3 separate regions of the Homo sapiens genome follow, and regions 1 and 2 are each linked to region 3. The links are chromatin loops, found by intact Hi-C in ENCODE. Cell type or tissue: IMR-90. All regions are shown on one strand.

What was found. Peaks named below come from ENCODE experiments on the same cell type or tissue, not always from the same donor. Only the 100,000 strongest peaks of a DNase experiment are listed, where the experiment ranks them.
Region 1: it touches region 3 in a loop (4-fold over the local background); 3 of 110 quality-filtered maps call a loop at or near these places.
Region 2: a loop joins it to region 3, with 10 times the contacts of the local background. A loop is called at or near these places in 21 of 110 quality-filtered maps.

Annotation. Positions count from the first base shown.
Region 1 is chr7:93,918,204-93,926,203 of GRCh38, reverse strand. GNG11 (G protein subunit gamma 11) reads right to left here and starts at 4,469. Exons shown (of 2, transcript NM_004126.4): 1 at 3,971-4,469; 2 at 1-113. The coding sequence starts at 4,066. The region is part of intron 1 of LOC105375402 (a long non-coding RNA gene); the gene reads left to right. RefSeq lists an enhancer at 4,232-4,867. In IMR-90, no CTCF peak of the experiment used is centred here; DNase peaks (open chromatin) are centred at 4,123 and 4,413; H3K4me3 peaks cover 3,909 bases; H3K27ac peaks cover 2,995 bases.
Region 2 is chr7:93,711,656-93,719,655 of GRCh38, reverse strand. It overlaps MIR4652 (microRNA 4652), which reads right to left and starts at 2,728; the gene lies at 2,651-2,728. In IMR-90, a CTCF peak has its summit at 4,227 (motif pointing left); no DNase peak of the experiment used is centred here.
Region 3 is chr7:94,084,173-94,092,172 of GRCh38, reverse strand. LOC124901812 (a long non-coding RNA gene) reads left to right here and starts at 2,372. Exons shown (of 2, transcript XR_007060642.1): 1 at 2,372-3,004; 2 at 3,808-3,935. In IMR-90, a CTCF peak has its summit at 4,220 (motif pointing right); a DNase peak (open chromatin) is centred at 4,222; H3K4me3 peaks cover 256 bases; H3K27ac peaks cover 370 bases.

The sequences.
Region 1 (8,000 bases), 170 kb after region 3:
CAGCTGCCTTTTTCTTTAAAGGGGTTCTTGTCTTCTGGAATTCCCTTTACTAGAGGATCCTCTCCAGAACGTTCTTCAATATAGTTCTTTATTTCTTCAGAACATTTAGACACCTTAAGTATAGAAAAAAAAGAGAATACATTAGGTTAGGGTTGTTTAAACTTTGTCCCTACGCCTTAATGAAATAAGTATAATTGAATACAATAAGTTTTTAAACATTTTTTTACATTTACATATATATGTGCATGTGTGTGTGTATATATTATATATATAATACATATATAAAATCTGGGCTCTGCACTCTAATATTTTTATTCTATTACTATACCTATGATGCAACCTATGTAAAATATATTTCTTACTGTTGGTCGTTGGTCAAATTAAAAAATGTTTGAAAGTCACTGCATTAAATAAATCATCTCCAGCAGTTTTTTTCCATTGTGTCTCATATGATTTCCTTCCTCTGCTAAAATACAATTATGCCATGTCTACAATATTTTAGGAACTGAAATATACTCTTATTTTAATTTTCCATGCTAGTGAGCAGGTGCAGTAGTAGATAATCCCCAAATGTTTTGGGGTGTGTAATGCCACGATTCTCACTTATGGGTGTGTGCCATGTTCTGAAATTTCACGAAATGATAGAAGCTTTGGAAAAAGCCTGATTCTGGAAAGATTGGAATTGTCCAAATATCGCACTCTGTGTTGCTCCTCAGAATTTCTTCCTGCTGCATGAGGGCAATGATCATAATAAAAGACTTATCTGAGACTTATTAGGCTTATCTGAGAATAAATTTTTTTCTGAGATGGAGAAAAAATTGAATAGTGTCTTCAAAAAGTCTATTCTTAAAAGAAGAGTTTCTTCAAAAAGTCTATCTATCCTTAAAAGACAGGTTGCAAGAATGAATTAAAAAAAGAATAAAAACAAAAGAAAAGAAATTAGGGTTTTAATGAAGGCCTGTATTGCTAGTAAGAAATTTAAAGTAAAAATTACAGAAGTACCAGCAAATTTAATTTAATTTAATTATTTATTTCTTTTTGAGATGGAGTCTTGCTCTATTGCCCAGGCTGGAGTGCAGTGGCAGGATCTCGGCTCACTGCAAGCTCCGCCTCCCGGATTCTAGCCATTCTCCTGCCTCAGCCTCCCAAGTAGCTGGGACTACAGGCGCCCACCACCACGCCTGGCTAATTTTTTGTATTTTTAGTAGAGACGGGGTTTCACCACGTTAGCCAGCATGGTCTTGATCTCCTGACCTCGTGATCCGCCCGCCTTGGCCTCCCAAAGTGCTGGGATTACAGGCGTGGGACACCGCGCCAGGCCGCACCAGCAAATTTAAATGGAGACCTATGAAAACTGGGCAAATGTTCCCATTGAATTAGTAATCTAAATTAGTAACCTCAAACTGTTTTAACGGTTACTACTAAAACATGTTTGCATGTGTATCCCAAAATGAATATAATTTTTAACTACAAATAAGTACAGACACTGCTTTGTTAATACATCATGCAAAATTATAAAACATAAACTGGAAATTATAAATGGGTGAGGTTTAAAACTAAACAGAAATAGCAATGTTAACATTTTACTTCCACACCCCAAATGATTATCCTCTGCAAATCAGTGTGGAAGCCTCTGACCTCAAATTGAAAACTAGGTGATGTAGTTGTGTGACTTAAAATCTGGCAAAATAAAATCTTTCAAATACAATTCTTTCAGGTAACATTTGCTCTCGTTTGTTGACATTCAGAGTGCATGCATTTTAAGTGAATTTTTAGAGTTGATAATGCACGTGTCATAATTTAGGGTCTGTCGTCCCAGGTTAATTTCTCAGCAAGATACATGCTCCCTACATTGAATCTTTTCTTACAAGGTTTTTTCATTAGGTTTCAGAAGAGGTCTGTAACCTCCAAATGTGAGTAATTGCTCCTCTGATACATTTCCTTCCATAATCAAGAGGACATGTTTGATAAACATTTAACTACAGCCAGAATGCAACTTGCAAGTTTTGTCTGGGCCTAAGTTAAGGACTGAACACGTAGCCCAGATGTTAACTATTTATTGACTGAATAATGGACTGGGAATGAGAAGAAGAATGTTTTAGTACCTGCCCTATCACTATCTATCTCTGTGGTCTTAAATGTGGAGCTAGTTAGCCTTTGTGGGACTCAAGTTTTTTTTAATCCTTAAAGTGAGGGAGATGAATGATCTCTAAACATTCCAATGCTTGCCTAGCAATAATAATGTATAATTCCAAGTGTATAATCAAATGTCTTAATATTATTGTTGAGATTTAGATGCCTCTTTCTGTATTTCCTAAGGTTACATATATCCAAAGTTTTTTCTCCCTCTGGCATACACTTGAGGTTTCTGGAGGTGGGAAGTTGATGCCACAGGCCGTGTCCTAAAGGGTCAGGCTGGCTAGCAGGGAGAAACTGCTAATGAATGATACAGTCAATTTTTACATAGTCGGTTGCATCCACATCACTTAACTTAAAACTCTGAGTAAGTAGAAGACGCTTGTCTTTTTTCCTAAGTTCTACACAGTGATACCAAATATTAAGATATTAGAACCTTGCATAGACAATGCTGTACTTCAGCATATGAAACTCTGTTTAATATGTAACTCCTAAGGTTTATTGTGTGAACATATCTAAGTGGCCAGCACTTGCTGTACTGGGAACTTCGCCATCCATAAAATGGGTCCCTTAAGGTTTCAAGAAGCGTGCTTATTGATTGGGTAGTGTAACTTCCTTTTTTTCCCCTTTAAACGCGTTGGTGTTTTTAAAGCTACAAACCCTTAACATGATAGAAGGGACAGCTCATTATAAAAGCTAGGAAGAGCCGGGATTTGGATGTGAAAGGTTAAATTTGAGAAAAGAAATATGTAAAAAGTAAAACACAAAAATGCCTGCATCTTCTAATCATCACTCAACAGTGAAGACTCTTGCCCTTAACAGATTTATTATAACTAGAACAGGAAGGCAAGTGAGCATATTATAACGCTTCATTTCCATTGTTTTTCTTAATTTTTTCTAGTGCTAAACCATAATAAATAAGATCAGTTCAAAATTTTCTTGCTGAAGAGGAAAGGTTAATTATCTTTAAACAATATCTATTCAAAGACCTTTCCTAGTCTACAGGATGCCTGATTGAGTTAAAACAGGAAGAGGGATTAGTGTCTGAAGGAAGGTCTTGATGACCAGTAAGAAATTGAAGTAAAACTTATAAAACTCCCGAGACGTTTCAGTGGAGAATATTGAATACTGGGTCATATGTTCTCAATGAAATGGTAATCTCTATCAATAGTCTCTAAAACTTTAAAATTGTGATCACTAAAAAAATTTTTCATATGCACCACAGTGTATGTATAATTATTTATAAATAAGTACAGATACTACTGTATTAATCGCATACTAATAAAACATAAAGTGAAAATTATAAAGGGATGAGATTTACAAATAAATATAGAAATTCTAATATTTTGTTCCCAAATTTCGGTGGACTGTTCTTTGCATATCACTGAAGGCCACTGGTGAAATTCAAAATTAAATAATGTACTTGTAAGACTTTAAAATACGGTTTTAGAAAATTTCTTTCAAATATCATCCTTTCTAGTAGTGTAAAAGATCAAAGAACCAAGTAGCTATCCGCTTTTTTCCTACAAGTGAGTTTTGAAAAACAGCTGTCTAATGGAAAGCAAGATTTCTTGTCTATTTTCCCCTTCCTAGGCATCTTAAAAGTTAGGACATTTGGCCTTAAATTACTTATCAGATCCTTGCTCCCTCCTCTACCTCCTAGGATTTCCCCACATCAGCTGGCAGTCCCCAGGCACTGCCAAAGGGTGGTGAGAAGAGAAGCTACAAAAAGGGGGAAAAATAAGCTAAACTATTTGCTTTACTGTTACTAAGCAGGAAAAATCGGACCCTGCTTCATTTCAGAGAAGGAAATATTCCGGAACAGCCAACTTACTTGTTGTCTCTGCAACTTCACTTCTTTGCGAAGCTGCTCAACTTCCATTTTCAGTTTTTCCTTCTCTGGCAAATCTTCGATGTGAAGGGCAGGCATTTTCGCCCCAGAACCGGGCTCGGGCTAGCTCTGGCAGCGGAGCCGCTGGAAGAGCGGCGAAGCTCGGCGCGTCCCGAAACAACTGAAGGCCTGGCCCGCCGCCCACCCGCGCAGGATGTGACTGCAGCCCTGCTGCGGTCCCCAGCTCCCCGAGGGCTTGGCTTTCTCCGGGACGCTTGTCACGCCAGCGTGCCCCAGCTTCCTAGGACCTGAGAACTCTGCCTTTTCTCAAGTCCCTGCAACCCAGGAGGCCTGCCCGGGTGCTAGATGAGGGTTAAGTTTGAGACTGGGTCCAAGCAGCTTCCCGCTGCTCAATCGCCCAGCAGGGATGCTGGCCACGGACAGGCCCTGACTCAGGACCTGCCACGCCCGCGGGGGACGGCTGGGCTGGGGCTGCAGGACTGGGAACAGCAGAAGTTTTACTTTGTGTTCTCCGCGCACCCCCGCTCCTTTTTTTTTTTCCGTTTCCAAGTCACATCCGGGTTTTGTTTGTGAAGCTAGGAAAAGGAGTACACTACCCAGCAGGAAATAACTACCCTTCACCTCTCAAAGAGTTTTAAAAATATGCTAGATATAGCTTTTCCCTAATTACATACATAGGTTGTTGCAAAAGTAATTACTTTTCTCTAATTACATATATAGGTTGGTGCAATTAGTTTTGCACCAACGTAATAAATGCATAGTGGAGAATGCGGACGCTTAAGAAAAGGCTGAAAAGAAAATGAAGCTTAGCCCTAATCCCAGAAATACCCACCAGTGTTCTGCTCATTTGTGTCCATCCGGCTTGTTCGAGGCCTAATATGGGTTTATACATTTTGGGCGAGGAGGGGGCAACAGGGTGTGAATATCGTTTACAAGTTGCAAGAACATTTTCTATTATTAAATAATCATCTGCATCCTCAACAGCAGCAGAGTTTGTATTTTTTTTATTTTTCCGGGGGAATGTTATGTAGAGGGGTGCATCAAAGGATGATATAAGAGAAGACAGAAGCAGGAATCTTAGAGTTCTTAACCGAAAGCCTTTCTCCACTCCCCAACCCTAAGTTTTGGGTGACACTTGACACCAAGGATTTTGAATTCCTGGCTCCTGAACCTTCCTGGATGTAGGCAGTGGATTCATTTAGTATTAGTTTCTCCACTTTCTGGCAAGCACTATTTATCTAGCTGTTGCTCTGGAAAGCCAGGAAAAGTGTCCGATGTGAAAAAAGTTTACATGCAATAAAACTTTCCCTTTAACTGTAACTAAAGTCTTGTTGATGGTGGTCAAAAGAGTAGAAGAAAAATCAAACATGAATGTAAGAAACCTTCCCTAGCAGTTGGATATTTCTCTTTCTTTCCAGAGATAACCTCCTGCCTCACAGAGTCAAAGGCAAGTGAAATATTAACTTAATATTTCAGAGTAGCTGACCCAAGACACCCATGACCATTCCCTGTTTAGGAAGCAGGAGTTTTTGTTCGTTCCTAGTTTCTTACCACGCTCCGCTCAACCTCAATGAATAAATTAGAATGAAAAAAACAATGAACCACTTAATGAATACTCCTGGCGTGTAGTTGCAGCTCTGCCACAGGCCATCACTGAAGAAGTCATTTAATTTTTCTTAGTTTTGGTTTTCTAATTTGTAAAATGTATAGTAAGGCAGGGAAGTAGTGAATCAGCTAAGCTATGTTGTGTCTCTAATTGTGTTGGTATGTCTATATATGATAAATCATTTTCACAAAGAAAATGTTTAAGAGCTTCACTTTCAATATTTGAAATACCAGGGTTTTCCAAGCTCAGAGTAGTTAGAGCATCTACTGAAGTTTACTTGTAAATAAGCAGGGAGACTAGACAAATGTCCATATCTGTCTTGTGCACTAATTCATTTTTAAAATTTTCTATTACTTAAATTTAAAAGGTTGGTCAAAAATACCTTAAATTAGTGAAAGTAATCAACGTGAATGTGGCCTAAATTAAATAGGTTCAGCACCTAAGTTAAATAAATTGGTTAAATAAATTATTGTGTTTTTGTTCTTTTTTTTGTTTTTTTGTTTTTTTGTTTTTTTTTTTTTGAGACGGAGTCTCGCTCTGTCGCCCAGGCTGGAGTGACTGGCACGATCTCCGCTCACTGCAAGCTCCGCCTCCCGGGTTCACGCCATTCTCCCGCCTGAGCCTCCGGAGGAGCTGGGACTACAGGCGCCCGCTACCACGCCTGACTAATTTTTTGTTAATGTGTGTTTGTTCTAAGTCATAAAAATATAATTATTTTGGCTTTGAAGTTTCTTTCCCATGAAATCATCTAGTTGCTTAGAGGGATAAATACTTATAAGCCCATATTGGTTCTTTAACTTTTCCCATCGTATTATGAGACGTATTAGAAACAAAATACTTGTTAGTCTTTTTTATTGTTATTAAATAATTCATATTCTAATATCTTAAGTAAATTGATTAAACTGAAGTGAATTGCAAAATGTTGAAATTGCATGATCACACAGGATTCTGAAAAAGGTTTTATTGTTGCTGGTTTCCTGTTTGTTTGTTTGTTTGTTTGAGACGGGGTCTTGCTCTGTCACCCAGGCTGGAGTGCAGTGGCGCGATCTCGGCTCTCTGCAAGCTACGCCTCCTGGGTTCACGTTATTCTCCTGCCTCAGCCTCCCAAGTAGCTGGGACTACAGGCGCCCACCACCACGCCCAGCTAATTTTTTTGTATTTTTAGTAGGGACGGGGTTTCGCTGTGTTAGCCAGGATGGTCTCGATCTGCTGACCTCGTGATCCGCCCGCCTCGGCCTCCCAAAGTGCTGGGATTACAGGCGTGAGCCACCGCGCCTGGCCCTGTTTGGTTTTAAATAGTAAAATGATGAGAATATTTTTTTTTAAACAAAAGGATGTGTAGTCTTCTATGCCTAGACACCGAATTTACCTCCCAGAGAAGAACCATGTTAAGCAATTTCTCATGTATACTTGCAGAAATAGTTTATCAGCAATATTCAAAAATTTTGAATAAATAAATTTTAAAATTTGTTTAGCTGTGTCCAAATGTTTTGTTAGGTTTTTACTTATATTTTACATAGTACCCCGGTAAAATTTATTTTACAAGTAGTATGAGTAGAAACCATTCTTTAGTAAAAATGACAGGTGCAACCAGCAATGAACTTTGATTAATTAGCCCACTGTCGTTTCACAAATGTTTTATAGAAATTAGTTAATAAAAATAAAAGTAACCATTTTCACTTTTAAATTATAAAAGAGTAACAACCATGAAATTTTTACTTTGGTATGCAAAAATAGGAAAAACAAGGTTTTGACAATTTTTGTGATTTGTTATGTTGTTAAAAATCTATATAAAGAAAAATAAAACATTGAAGGCAGTTAAACTGGAATTGAGCTAATACTAACTTGAACTCAAAAAAGATCAGGATTCTGGTCTTATTTTATCTTGTGATTTTTGCAAGAAACACATTATTTCTGCTTTTTTATTTCGTGTAAGTAAACTAGGTTACCTTTCAAAGTCTGCTCTTCTAAAATTTATAGAGTGACTTTGAGAGGCCGATACAGGAGGATCACTTGAGACCAAAGGTTCAGGAGTTTGAGACCAGCCTAGGCAACATACCGAGACCCCGGTCTCTACAAAAAAATAAATAAATATAAATAAATAAATAAATAAATTTAAAAAGTGCATAGTAACTGTTTTGACCATTGAAATTATGGTTTCTTTAAAGAAAGTACACTTCAGACGCTCTTGGTTCATTTGATATTTGTTTTAATCTGTTAAAACAATCATGAGGCAATTTTCAGGAGCTCATTTGTTTCCTGTAACTACCTACCTAAGATTCCTTTTCTTTTTTTTTTTTTTTTCTTGGGCAGGGGAAGGAGTTTAACTCTTGTTGCCCAGGCTGGAGTGCAATGGCGCGATCTCTGCTCACTGCAACCTCCGCCTTCCGGGTTCAAGTGATTCTG
Region 2 (8,000 bases), 370 kb after region 3:
ACACATAGAACCCTGAGGAAGGAGTAATCAGATTCATGTAAAAAATGAAGAGAGGAAAAGGAGAAGGAGTGTGCACTGTTAATTTTGGAACCCCAATTGGGATAACTCATCAATGCTCATCATCCACTAGCACGAAGCCTCATGGCTTTAACCATCATATATCCATGTGGTAGTTCCTTTGCCTGCCAGGATACGTACTCCAACCCCACACTCTATTACTTTCTCCCCATATCTAGTCATCCTTATTGCCTCACTCCTCTTAACTCTTCCATTCACCAAAATTTCCCCCACCTCCTCTCCTTTTCTAAGCTAGACTTGCTTCCTAGCCTCATTTTTAGAATTCTCCTTTCTCAAACGCCTGTTGCTGAGAAGGGAGAAGATAATCTTTAGTTTTGGAGGAAGGAGAGGTGGAAAAAGTCACTGAAATGTTGCAGTCTCCTGGTGGCAGATTATTATTTTCTTTCTTTCCTTCTGATAGTTACTTAAATTTTTTTTTAAATGTGTATTTTTAAGTCCTTTATTATGCTCGAAGAGTTTTTAAATTTTGTTATGTTTTTGTTCTAGTGAGGAAATATATTATATTGTAAAGTTAATTTTAATTATATTATCCCAATTTAGGAAATAATTTGTGAGTTTGTTTTCCTTGCTTGCTTGCTTACGGTAATTTGTGGGAAATATGTCATTCTATCACATCGATTAATTAAATATCCCTGTACATTTGTACATAGTAAAAAAAATTACTGAATAAAGCAAATATTGAAATGTCACACCCATTGGAAACATAGCACTACTATGTCATAATGATAAATCTTTTCCATACCTTCACTGGATGATTCAATTCGATTATTTAAGACAATAATTCAACATCAGAAAATTAAAGAAAGAACCAAAGTGATGACAGTAAATGCTTGGTAATGATTAGTGACTCCTTGCCAGCACACAGATTTCATCACCCGCGTAATTCTTATTTAGCATGGACCCTCTTCCAAGTTATTAGGATTCCTCAGTGATATTCAAATTGAGTAACAAAAGAAATTGGCTCAGTTTATCCTCTGTTTTTATCACTGCAAGCCTAGACATAGTGATTAATCCAGAAATAGCAATTATTTCCTATTTTCCCTAAAAATAACACTTAGAAGCTGGGCAACTCAGCTCTGAGACTCAGATTGTGCAGTTTGACATCTGATGATTATAATGTCTGCTGACCTCAAACTGTATTGTATGAATTACATAATAACCATGCATACAAAAGAAAGCAGAAATCATGAGGAATATTATAGTATAAAATCATTAATGTTATTTTCTTAATTTCTGCAGAAGTATCTATGAACCTTAACTCTGCTTATAATATTTTTGCCATAAAGTAGAATTTCTTTTCATTCCATACAATACCTCAATCTTTTCCTTTATAGCTTTCTTGTTATCACTCATAGGAAGTTATTTTGCTGAAAAACTATGTAACATTCATGAATAATTTATCTTAATTTTTTTCAGTCTCTAATATTTAATTCAGCTATAATTTTGTTATAAGGTATGTAACTTAGTTATCAAAAATATTTTTCCCTGGCAAATAATTCCTCAGTTGTCTTTTGAAATGGCAACGCCAAAATTGCTATCACCATTTTACAGATGAGTGACAGTTACTCACAGGGCTAAAGTGATAGACAGTGGTGTGGGCACCAGCTCAAACCTGCTCTCAAGAGGCAATTGCAGGTAGCATTTCTGAACTCCATATTCAACAAATTGGATATGATGGAAATACACCATGAAAATCAGCAAATACTACAAGCTTTCAACTTTCCTCCCTCCCTTCCTCCCTCTCTCCATCTTTCCCTCACTCCCTTCCTCTCTCTCCCTCTCTCTCTATTCCCCCCTCCCTTCCTCCCTCCCTCCTTCCCTTCTTTTCCTTCCTTCCATCCTTCCTTCCTCCTTTTCTTTCTCTTTCTTTCTCTCTCTCCCCATTTCTCCCCATTTCTTCCTTCTTTTTCTTTCTCTTTCTTTTGGTTCCCTCCCTCCCTTTCTTTGTTCCTTCCTTCTTTCATTCCTCTCTCTCCTCATTCCCTTCCTCCCTTATTCCCTGTTCTCCTCCTCTCCTTCCCTCCTTTTCCTAGGTTTAAGGGCTTTGCAAGTTCTCTTTAGTGCACCTGGGTTGACCTGATTTTGTTGTTCTCTACTATGTGGTTTGGGATGTGGTTTCAAAACTCATACCACCGCAACTTATTCATTCATAAAGATCTCTATTTCATTTGAGTAATCATTATGACTTATTGTAGCACTGGAGGACTGAGGAGTGCTTTGGGGCCAGAGGTTGGGTAATACTTAAGAGGAGGTGTTGTCAGCTGTTTGTTAGAAGAGAGACTTGCTGTCTGAAACTCAGTGAGTTGTTGCCTACAGGTCAGTAGCAAGGCCAGGAACATGACCTTGGATTTAAGATTTTCTGTCTTTTCAATGGAAACAATATGCTGACCATTTCTTTCACTTCGTAATCCTTCATCACATAGTCTCCCTTCAGAAGGTCTTCTCAACCACCACTGACATTGATTGCAAAGATTTTTAAAATTCTCATCACTTTTTCTCTCTGGTCTGACACTAGGGGACTGCTTGTTTGGCCTTACTCAGCCTAGTTGAGCTTATATTGAGGTTTATACTCTATTAGATGAGGGGATGGGTTAACAGAACAAAATAGTTCTGGTTAGTTAGTTCTATTAACCAGTCCCCTCGTCCAATAGAGTCAAACGATTCTGAATCACTGTTGGCCATTATCACTCTCATCACTACTCCAGTCTGACCAACTTTTGCATAGTTATATATATAGTATGTAACTTAGTTATCTAAAGTATTATATATATAATATTATATATATGCATATATAGATAGATAGATAGAGAGAGAGAGAGAGAGTCTTTCTCAGTTGTCCAGGAGTACAGTGGTGTGATCATGGCTCACTGAGGCTTGGATGTCCAGGCTCAAGCGATCCTCCCACCTCAGCCTCCTTCCTGGGTAGCTGGGATTACAGATGTGTGCCATCACACCTAGCTAATTTTTAGTAAAGACAGTCTATGTTGCCCAGGTTGGTCATCAAGTTCTGAGCTCAAGGGATATTCCCACCTTGATCTCCCAAATGCTATGATTACAACAGGCCTGAGCCACTGCACCTGGCCGCAAAGCAATCTGTAATTGTTACAGCTTACCCTGTGAGGTGTAAAGTTGAATTGGAGGTGGGGAAGAAGCATCTCTGACAATACCCCACAGCTTTGTGTAATCCCACAGCTTCTTGCACAAGAGCTTGCATATAGCTGGAGTTCAAGAAATATTTGTGGATTGGATGGATGTACAAATGAATGACAGTAAAGAGGCTACATCTGACAAGGGAGGAGGAAGCTGGGCAATGAGGATCCAGGGGACACCAGTAGGGAGGTACGGATAAATCTTTGAGATGGGAGAAAGGAGAGGCTGAAAGCGATAAGGATATAGGAAGCCCGATGCAGGCAGAGGACAGAATCCAAAGAGTTGCACACAATGCAGGTGTGTAAATGTGGACATTTAACAGGGATGGCATATTTAAAGTGGTATATTTTGAGATTTTCACTTGTTTTCTTTTCACTACCAACAAAGCTGAGTGTAATGATTAATTCTTGAAGATGTCTAAGCCAGGAAAGGGAAAAGAAAGTATTCATAACTGTCAAACAATGAATAATGGACATTTATTTGACAGTTCTTGAACATTAAAATTGAGCTAAGTTCTACATTATAATATGAAGTAGTTATAATAGGCATATAATATGTTTCCAAACATTATATGCCATTACTATGATGTGAAAATAATACCAAAGATCAGTACTTTCAACACCTGAATCACTTTGTGGTTGCAGTGCGGCAATTCTATGTACTGATTGTCTCTGAGTTTTTAACAGTGTAAGATGGTATAAAAGTCATCCATGATATCTGTAGTATTATCCAACTGTGTGTCTCACCAGCTGTGTAACTTCAGGTTAGTCCTCACTACCTCTCTGGGTTTAAATTTCCTAATCTTAAAATGAGGTCCAAGCTGGAAAATCCATCAAGTTCCTTTCTGGTCTAGCATTCATTGATTCTAGGATGTAAGATTATGCCGCGTAAATATGGACAAGACTTTCTTTTTCATTCCCCTCTTTCCATGAAGACAGGCTCCTTCTCTCTTCATAAACCATGGACTTATCCTAGGTCAAGGCTTCCTGGTCCACAGGAGACCCCTGGCGGCCACCCTGGCGAATTCTCTTGATAGATGTTACCTCCCGCAGTTCCGAAATCTTTAGAGGGTTTTTGATGCCCTAGAAAGCTTCCTATCTTTGAACTCTTAACACCTACAATTGGGTTGATACTACTTTGAGTAATCTTTTTTCACATATGCACAAACCTTTCCTTTTCTCTTACAACCCTTACCCCAAGAAAATATTTTTTCTTTTCCCTTTACTCTTTAATTTCCCTTCCTGTTTTATTTCTGAAATAAAATTGGGTGATTCTTCTTTCATTATTTAAATGATTTCATTTCTAAAAAATGTAATAACTTCTTTTCTGATTACGCAAGGAGAAGCATGCTTGTTGTGGAAAATTTGATAAGTAATAAGAAAATAAATTAGACACAATACAGGCATACCTCAGAGGTATTAGTGGGTTGGTTCCAGACAAATGCAACAAAGTGAATATTGCAATAAAGCAAGTCTCATGAGGTTTTTGGTTTCCAAAGTGCATAAAAAGGTTATATTTACACTATACTTTAGTCTATTAAGTGTGAAATAGCATTATGTCTAAAAAATATATACTTTAATTTAAAAATACTTTGCTGCTAAAAAAATGCTGATGATCATCTAAGCCTTCTGTGACTCATAATCTTTTGGCTGGTGGAGGGTCTTGCCTCAATGTTGATGGCTGCGGACTGATCAGGCTGGTGATTGCTGAAGGTTCTGATGGCTATGGAAATTTCTTAAAATAAGACAGCAATGAAGTTTGCTACATCAACTGATGCATCCTTTCATGAAAGATTTCTTTATGGCATGTGATATTGTTTGATAGCATTTTACCCACAGTAGAACTTCTTTCAAACTGGAGTCAAACTTCTCAAACCCTGCTGCTGCTTTATCAACTAAGTTTGCATAATATTTTAAATCATTTGTTTTCATTTCAACAATGTTCAGTATCTTTCACCAGAAGTAGATCCCATCTCAAAAAAATACTTTCTTTGCTCATCCATATGAAGCAATTCATCATTCACTGAAGTTTTATCATGAAATTGTAGCAATTTAGATACATCTTCAGACTCCACTTCTAATTCTAGTTCTCTTGCTGTTTCCACCATATCTTCAGTGATTCCTCCATTGAACCCTTGAGCCTCTCAAAGTTATATAAGAGGGTTGAAATCTTCTCCTAAATTCCTGTTAACTTTGATATTTCAGCTTCTTCTCATGAATTATGAATGTTCTTAATGGCATTAGAATGGTGATACTTTCTTGAAGAGTTTCAATTTACTTTGCCCAGGTCCATTGGTGGAATCACTGTCTATGGCAGCTACAGCCTTACACAATGTATTACTTAATTAATAAGAATTGAAAGTAAAAAATACTTCTTGATTCATAGGCTGTAAAACAGACGTTGTGTTAGCAGGCATGAAAACAACAATAATCTCCTTGTACACTGCTATCAGAGTTCTTGGTTGACTGGGGACATTTGTAAATGAGCAATAATATTTTGAGAAGATTCCTTTTGAAAGGAATCTTTTTTTCTGAGCAGTAAGTGTCAACAGTGGGATAAAAATATTCAGTAAATCAGGCTATAAATAGATGTGCTGCCATCCGGGCTTTGTTGTTCCATTTATAGAGCACAGGCAGAGTAGATTTAGTGCAATTCTTAAGAGCCTAGGATTTTTAGAATGATCAATGAGCATGGGCTTCAACGAAAAGTTGCCAGTTGCATTAGCCTCTAACAAGGTAATCAGCTTGTTCTTTAGAACTTTGAAGGCAGGCATTGACTACTCCTTTTTAACTATGAAACTCCTAGTTGGCATCTTCTTCCAATACTATATAAAGCTGTTTCGTATACATTGAATATCTATTGTTTAGTGTAGCCACATTTATCCATGATCTTCGCAAGATTTTCCAGATAACTTGTTACAGCTTCTACATCAGCACTTGCTGCTTTAGCTGGCACTCTTATGGTATGGATACTTTTTATTTACCCTTTAACATGATAAACCAATATCTGCTAGCTTCAAAATTCTCTTCTACAGCTTCCCCACTCTCAGCCTTCAGGGAATTGAGGAGACTTAGGACTTTGCTCTGGATTAGACTTTGGCTTAAGAAAATGTTGTTGCTGGTTTAATTTATCCAGACCACTTAAGCTTTCTCCATATCTGCAATAAGCCTGTTTCATTTCATTATTCATGTGTTCACTGGAGTAGCACTTTTATTTTCCTTCAAGAACTTTTCCTTTGGATTCACAACTTGGCTAACTGTTTGATACAAGAAGTCCTTCAGCCTATCTCAGCTTTTGATATGCCTTTTTCACTAAGCTCCATCATTTCTAGCTTTTTTATTTAAAGTGAGAGATGTGTCATTCTTCCTTTCACTTGAACACTTAGAGGCCATTGTAGAGTTACTAATCGGCTTAATTTCAATATTGTTTCTCAGGGAATAAGGAGGCCTGGGAAGAAGGAGAGAGATGGAGGAATGGCTGCTCAGTGGAACAGTCAGAACACACACAACATTTATAGATTGTGTGCCATCATTATGGACACAATTTGTGCTGTCCCAAAACAATTACAAGAGTAACATCAAAGATCATTAATCTTGGATCATCATAGCAGATATAATAATAATAATAAAGTTTGAAATGTGTGAGAATTAACAAATGTGACACAGACACAAAGTGAGCACATGCTGTTGAAAAAACAGCACCTATAGGCATGCTTGACACAGTGTTACCACAGACCTTCAATTTGTGAAAAATGCAATATCTGCAAAGTACAATAAAGCAAAGGACAATGAAAAAAGGTATGCTTGCATTTTTCTCTAGATCTATCCACTGGAAATATTTCAGGATATTTTCTTCTAGATTTCTTTTAAAATATGTATAAATAACTTTCAATACACAATTAGAATTATGCTACTTTTTTTGTTCTTTTTAACCAGAAAATTTTCACCTAACACTTTACACTTTAAATTCTAAGTATTTTCTAATGTTAGCATTGCTTTAAGTCTTTATCTAATATCTCAAGTCTAATAAAAATAATAACACTTATCTAGCAATTACTATGTACCTAGCACTATTCTAAGCACTTCACATCGGTTATCCCATTAAATCCTCAAAATCCAGGTGACGTGGACACTGTGTTTTTCCATATTTAAAATCTTAGAAATGGAAGGAGAGAGCTGTTAACTAACTTGTTCAGGATAACACCACTAGCAAATTCTAAAGTTGGGATTTGAGTCCAGAGGACCAGCTTCAGAGTTTGTGCAACGAATTATTACATAAGCCCCGCTTTGTTTATGTTTCCCATGGTTTCTACGTCAGAAATTTCCTCTCATAAAGATAAATTCAACACATAGCTTGTAGATTTGTACGCTATTCTTTAAAAATTAATCCCTTAATGCATCTGGAATTTATTTTGTTGTAAGGCATGAGATTAAGTATTTCCTTCAAACCATTTGGTAACTAATTTATTCATTCCACATTAAGTTGTTGCCATAAGTCAACATGTGTCTGTTTATTAATTTCCCTGCCCAGAATTGTGTAAAGCTCATATTCTTTTAAAACTTTTAATTCTACAAATGTTTAAATCTATTGTCGAGGAAGTTGACTAATCATTCTTCATTTTTAACATTTTCTTAGGTCTTTTCATCACTTTATTCTACAAAATAGATTTGGAATTATGTTGTCTACATCCAAAATAGGTCTTTGATTATAATTTCATTAAAACTATAAATTACTTGGGAAGAATTAATACCTTTAGGCTATTCAGTGTTTTT
Region 3 (8,000 bases):
GTGTCCCTATAAGGTAAGAACTCATTTTATTATCCTTATATAGATGAGACCAGACCAGTCAACTTGGTGAAGTCACTCAAAAAGTATACGGGGAAGCTGGCTTCAACCCTAGGCAGACATGCCGAAAGCTTATTTCCTTAACTTTATTCCTGTGTTCCCTCCCTATAATCTTTATTCTATGCCCTACTAGTGAAACATACACACTAATAAGCCACAGGATAGGAAGGCTGTCAGCAGAGGACTTATTCTATTACTTTTCCTCCTTGATAATGTGAAAAACTCTGATGAAAAAGGGCTGAACAAATTCAAATCCTCACTATACCAAACTTCCTTTTAGAGATAACTGGAAGAGAAGCATCTCCACTATTACCCAACTTGCTCTTCTGGTGTATCTCTGCACATTTTTTCCTTCTCTGACAACTGGAAATTTTTCTCTGCCAAAGACTACCTGCCATTTACATTCATTCATTGTGCTCTGATAAAAGGACATCATAGCTTTAAAGTGACAATTCCACCAAAATAACCTTCAAAGAAACCATCCCAAATCAAATGCATATAGATCTCTGTCTCCCTGCTCCTTATCTTAAAATGAATATTTGAGAAGAAAATCCTTTTGCTACATATTCCCTGGGAAGGAAAATGGATTGCACTTTCCATACTTGAGGCAGGATTTTTGATAAACTTTGAGATATTTTGGTACTTTATGCACCTGTCACTTTCTTCTGCCATGGTAGTTTTGTTTTCTGACAACTCGTATATTGATATTAAGAGGCCAGTGGGAAGGTGACCTAAATAGGGAAAGAATTTCCTAAATGGTACTTGTGTTGAGGAGCGGCTTCTCCATAAACCCAGTTCATGGTGGAGGCCTTAGGAATAAAAGGGCCCTAAAACTTTCCTGGTGCTCAATTCTGTATTCCTCTGTCTCCATACAATGCAGTTGAGAAAATCTGTATGAGCTGGAGATTGGATAGAATAACCTGTCCATTTTGCTGTATTCAGGAACAGAGAGAAAGGGAGACAGAATGGATGCCTCAACGTAGAATTACAGAAACGTTAGTAGCTTAGTAATTAATGGTGAGATTTTGGGAGTTTTATTACCAGTTTATATTATTTTTTAGGATTCACATTTTTCTAAAGTGGGTATCTATCATTCATATTAATAATTTACAAGCAAAAAATGAATAAGATACATAGAAATAGCCTTATAGGACATCTGCAAAGAAAGGGAAAACTATATAACTCTAGCTTGAAAGTATCCCTCATTACCAACTAAAATGGTACAAAATGTTCTGTCAACCACAGGCAATGCCTCTGAGAACCTTGGAATGGAGAAAGGGAACAATGTCATCTGCACTCAGTCATGGAGGAAACAGCTGGACAAGTCAGCACAGGGCGGAGGTGACCGGTGGAGGCGACTAGGACTTCTTCAGGTACCTGGAGATCACTGAACGCTGGCCTTCCAGACCCCTTTACACCAAGTGCGCTATCCTGAGGGAAATGGCCTGCCTGAAAGGGACTAAATGAGTTTGGCCTTCATGCTCAGAGAGGCACAGCAGAAAGTGTAGGAGGAGATCAGGGTCTTTTGCTGTTTGCTGTCTCTCTACTACCAATCTCTGAAATGCCTTTCTTTAAAAAAAAGAAAATGAAATATCTTTATTGGCTTGGATTTTTCTAATGACAGAAAAGAGAAGTGAGGAGACAAGATTGGGAATTGAGGTCAGAGAAGCATCCGTGGGTAGACGTTGCATTGTGAGGCGACGTCGGGGATCTACTGATTAGCCGGTCTGGCTGCCGCTCTCCATCCACACAGGGCATTTGGCCACCCATTCCTGCTGATTAAGGGGCAGTGTCCTGGCAGCTTCTGATAGATAACTTGGTTGTTTTGTTATAAGGAGCTTTATTTCCTCAGGATGAATTATGAAGATTTTTCTTTTTGTTGTTTCAAAATAGGGCTGTCTTATCTGAGAATGTGTTAATTAAAGTTATCATGTATTACCTTGTTTCTAGTCCTACACATTTGATATGAACAAATTACTGTTTACAAGACAGCTTCCTGTACTTAGAATAGCAGCTGTTGTTACTCCACCAAGAAGAGCTGCCCAGAGGGGCTAGGGCATGAGGAATAGGTTTGGAGACAGGAAGAATAAAGGAATGTTCAGATCTAGCTCGAGGGCAGGCGGGACACTTGTGGTGGGATGGTTGGGTCCACTTCGCTTTCTGTTTTGCCTCCTAACCAATCTGATGTTATCTACTCACGGACCTCCATTTTCCTGGTGCACTCTTTTGGCTGGCCCTCCTGCTAAATCTCTTTGCTGGCTGAACCTTAGCCTTCCCTAGCCACAAGCCAATGAGAAAATCACTACCTCTATCTCACTAGGTTGGAGCGTAGCACTTTGGGAATGGAAGCAACAAGTCCTAACCTCACAGTCAGTCAGGCATTCAACTCAAATACATGATCATTTATTCAGGAGGCATCTGCTGTGTGCAATGGCTTTGGGACAGCACAGAGAGAGATGCAAAGATGGAAACACTGTCTCTACCCCAGTGTAGTTTAGGACCTGTCTTGGGAAGAAAGCAATTGTTTCCAATAACAGTAGTAAGAACAGCAAGAGAGATGCAGTGATGTAGAATGGGAAGGAGATTCAGAGCATTCTTGAGTGAGCTGCTAATTGGAGGGCTGAGGGGATTGTGACTTCATCCTTTGCATCCAGGTGCTGCTGGCGTGTCTGGTGCACAGTGGGTGCTCTGCAGTGTTTGCCAAGCCATTATTGAGAAGGGGTATCCAATGGTGTGCATACCCCTTCGAAAGGGCTTACTAGTCATGTGAGGTGCTACTAGAGAGACAAGTTAAGGTTTTGAATGAGAGATGAGAGTTGGAAGAATATTCTAGTGGAAAAAAAGAATATGAGAAACAGTTCAGAAACATGGAATCCCTGCTCAACTTCCTCTGCTCACTGCCCCCGGCCACTTCATCCAGGGATGTTGAGGACAGATTTCTCTACAGGTAATTGGAAGCAAGACTTACTTGGAGAAAATAGTTTCATTGGTCTCTTGTCTCTGACAGTACTCACAAAGCCTCCTTGCTTGTTTGCTTCCTTCCCTTAATCCCATTCTTTCATTCCGAACCTTTCTACGTCTCCCTTAAGTCCTATTTTCTTTTTCCCTTGTTCTGAGCTCCCATCACCATCTTTATCCCCTGTCAACCAAGGAGACAGGGCACAGGTGCAGTTACCAGGTCACCAAGCTAAACAAAGGGCTTTAGAGTTGGTCTTTTTTGTGACTGTCCTGCCTCCCTCTAGGTATTTATCTCTTTTCTGTGGGTAGCATAACAGAAGCTCAGAGAGTTGATGTGCCTGCAGCATGACATAAGTGGAAGTCACAAACATTCATTTTCCACTTCTTTATTTTGCCTTCTGAGTCATGGTGCCTCTGCATAATTTAAACCTTTTCTCTCCCCACTGCCTTAACCCCTGAAAATCTGCAACAAGTTCACATGCATCCTTAATTCTCCACTCTAGAATTTCAAATGGAAGTTTTAAACAATGTTTTGGCTTCTTGTGAAATCTGAGAATCCAGTGTATGTCCTTGGTCTTACAATAAAAGGCTGGTAAAAGTCCTTTTTTTTTTTTTAACTTCCTCTTTCTCTACTCTATTGTCCAGTTTTGGCTTTCCTATTTTCCCTCATCTTTGTAAAATTGCCTTCCAGATGTCTCTTCAAATGACTTGACAGCAGCCCTGTTATCTTCTAAGAGCCTAAAAGCACTTTGGCTGCTTTAGAAAAATGTGTTTGTTTTTTCTTCTTATTAGGCAGCATCTGAAGTCTCTCTGAAAACACAAGAAAAGAATATACAGAGAACCTCCCAGAAACTGCAAGTCCCATGGAAATTAAGGCCATTAGTGTTTTGTATAATAAACAGTCACCTTTGCATTTAAAATGGACTATTTTGTTTTGGATATAGGTGGAGTAGGATATAAATGTATACTTCCTTGCTTCTTAGTTTATCATAGGAATCTAAGAAAAGAACTAAGGATAAGAGAAAAGGAGGAAAAAAAGACAGCTCTGCTGCTTTTATCTCAGGTTATTTCAGAAAAAACAAAATGATAACCCTGCAAAATTCTCAGCACTCTTCACTTTGGTTCCACCGCTTTCAGTGGGTGACTTGTCTGGAAAGGAATCTCTTTTAGCCTTCCTGGCTAATGAGCCATGGCAGATAATGCCACAAGGTGTCACTATTGCTAAAATCGCTCTCCACCTACAGGATCGATTGCGGTTATGGTTATGTGAATGTGAATTAGATTTCACTTTTGTTTCTAAATAGGCTCCCTGGGAGAGGTACTTTTTGACTGGCAGTGTTCGCTGCCTCCTTCACTCCAAACAAACAAACTATGGCTTTGGCTAAATTATCTAGTGAAGCTCAGATTTCTAATATAGAATTGAGTAGGAGATAATTTCTGTCTTTCCGGGTAGAAAACCTTGGTATAGCTGAGTTTCAGATGCAGCACTTAGTAGGTACGCAACAAAAGTTAGCTCCCCTAACTTAAAAGCGAGGAATGGAGTTGGAAAGTGTGCATGGGGAAGAGGGTGGTAACTTTTTGAGGCCCCTTTCTTTCTTTTTCTTTTTTTTTAAATTGGATTTCAAAGCTGCAAAAATATCAAACACAGAGGTCTGGTTGTTGTTAACAGCTATGCCATAAAAAAATGTTTAGGAAAAGCTAAATACTATAGCTTCCTCTTACATAATCACCGTATTAAAGTCTCTAAGAGGTCCTGCTATAAAGAAATCTACTTAATTTTCTTTACAGTTTCTCAAGTTTCTTTGAGCAAAGAACATATGTGTATATATATGTGTGTATATACACATACACACACATTTGTGTGCATATACATGTGTAATATATTTATATATGTGTGTGTGTGTATAATTATTATTAACATCTAAATTGAAAAACTTTAGTCTTGTTTAATTTTTGATGTACGTATGAGAAAATAGAAACCTAGACAGTAAGGTTTGGTTCACAAAACACATGTCTTATTTTAGAACCACTACTGTGTTAGAACTGGCTTGTACCAGCTCACAAGAGCCAGCTATGCTCTTCTCTTCCCAATTCTGTGTTTGATGATGTCAGGTTGATAGCTTGAAATCAGCCACTGTGGGAATATTTACACCACAGAAATCAGCAAACACTACAAACCATTTTTTCTTTTTTTCAAGAGAGTAGGTTTACCAGTATGCTACTGTTAGAATCTAGCTGTTCAGATTCCCAATACTACATTCCTGTGATTTTTCAGTTTCTAAGGCACTTTGAAAATAGTTTGGCAAAGAAATGACAAAAACTCCTACTACTGTTCTACTATATGTAAACATGTGTGTGGGGGGTATAATATATATGATGCCTATATATCATCTATAATATATGTCATTGCAGGGAGAAGCAGAATATTTCCCTCATATACTAGGAGATATTTCCATTTTCCAGCTGGGTTCTAACTGGCCAGACCACAGTCAGTCAAATTTTAAGATGGAGAAGGAATGTTTGCTAACTCTTCAGTATCTCTTTTAGCTCAACTCTGATTTCTGGGTAGCTTCAGGGGCCAGATCAAATCAGTGGCTCTATCCATCCCACAGCTGGCTTAAGATGGCTTATTTTATAGACCCATGGAAGGCAGGGGTTCAGTGACTTCCAGGTGTTTCCCATCTGTTCTAAAAATAACTTTTTCTTTCTTGAACCCATCTGTCTATCTACTCTATCTATCTATCTATCTATCTATCTATCTATCTATCTATCTATCTATGTATCTATCATCTATCTATCTATCTATCTATCTATCTATCTATCTATCTATCTAGTTTATCATAGGAATCCAAGAAGAGGTATCCAATGGTATGGCTTTAACCAGATAGACCAATCACTAGACTATATATATATATATATACACACACACACACACATATATATATATTCAATATATTAACTCCTCATCACTGATATATATTAATCAATATATATCCCTCACTGGAATACCTGCTCCATGCCAAACACTACATTAGCTATTTCTCATCCCCAGTTTAAGTCTTATAGAGAAAACTGAAGTACAATGAAGTTGAATAACATTTCCCCAGTCACACCACTCACAACCGTCTGCCAGACTTTAAATGCTATGACCCTTCCCTTGAGCCATTTAGCCTTCCTTCTGTATAGAGAAAGAGGGGCAGAAATGATCTGCCTGGCAAGGATATTCTTGGACAAGAAAATATACCAGAACCAAGGAAGAAACCACTCTTTTGGAGAGGCTTCTATCAACTCTCTAAACTCACATTTCCCTAAAATAGGAGGTTGGAAATGGAGAAGTTCCATGCCTTGTGGGGGAATATTACAAAAATATGTTGGGAGACATAGAGAGATTGCTGCAGTTGATTGTTGGGTTCCGGACAGAGAAAATCTAGAGAAAACTAGAAGGTTAAAGTAGTTTTTGCAAACAAGTTTGGGTGTTAAGCCAGAATGACAAGCTTCTTCATGCTTCTTGGGAAATGGCTTCAAATCATTCATCAGTGTTTCAGTCATGACAACATTAACAAAGGCTCTGTAATTTGCAGTGCGATTGCAAACAGAAAACATAAAAAGCACATAACCTGTGGGCTGTGGCATTGGCCCTATCCCGTGGGGCTACTGGGTTGTTTGTGGGTGCTGTGGAGGCTCAGTGCCCAGGTATAAGAGAGTTGGAGACACTGGTCTGTCCTTTGCTTATGCCTCCAGCTCCACTCTTAGTGGCAGTGGTTATGAGAACCCAGAATTGCAATAAGACCAGCTAGGAATCCCTGGCAGTGATGAAGAGGACCTGACCACTCCAGCTGCATAGTTTTTATTATTATTATTATTGGTTTGCAGGATAAAGCTCTGGAGCTATGAAATCACTTTTGCATTCAGGCTTGGATATTCAATTTGTGTTCGCTATGGTCTACTGGTGAACTTCACACAGGTTTTTCATCTTGAAGAGTTTATATATTTTATTGATAAATTTGAATTCAATGCTACAAAATTTGAACTTGAAATCATATCCTATGCCACTATTTATGACTCAGATCAGAAAGGTGCCACTTCTCTACGACAGAGTTCAGTCACTCATGGTCAAGCTTCCAGAATCAAGCCTTCATCATTTGAGCATGGATGAATTGAATATCTTTTTAAGCACATTGTATGTTGGTTTTATAAACTGGTTGCCTGTGTCAAAAGATCCCTGTACTGAATAGTATGCTGTAGTGGAAAGGTCAGTAATGTAATCTGTCATGATCACAACTCCTTTCCAAAGGGGTTCAAGAGTTATTTACAGGTGATTGCTTATATAGTTGGCCATGTTTTGTACCACATGACATTGAATTATTCTTCCACACTAGGCCCATGACCTGTGATCAGGTCAGAATTTGAACATGAACACCTAATTTCAAACTGGTCTAGAGTTGTGTGCCATGAACAGTGGTGGCAGTGTGGACTTTGGCAGCTGTAGAATAATATCTGATGAAAGAAGTGGCCAAGAAGAAAAAAATATCAAAATGTGGCCATAGGGTTCTTCCACCATGACAGTTGCTGCAGCTTGTGGCTCAGCACTGGATTGGTCTCATGGTGGACAGGCCTCCTAGTGAGCCAGTAGATGGAAGGTTTAACTCATGCACTCAAATAGTAAGAATCTACAAATATCCCTGAATTGGGAATGAAAGCGTTTTAAGAATGAAACAGCATGAAAATATAGAATCTGATAGAATCTGAAGTTTAAATAAAAAGTAAGTAAAATATTAAATAGAACAGTAAGATCTAATATCCATTGGTGTTATTAAATGCAATTGATGATCAAACTTTCACTGCCTACTATTTTATTTTAGACCTTGAAAAGCATGACAGATTCGAAAGTTAATTATGAAAAGGGAGGGAAACATCATCACAGTCTTTGTGTGCTTATCTTTATCCACCACAGCAGTTGATTAGCACTGCTTTATCTGAGGATG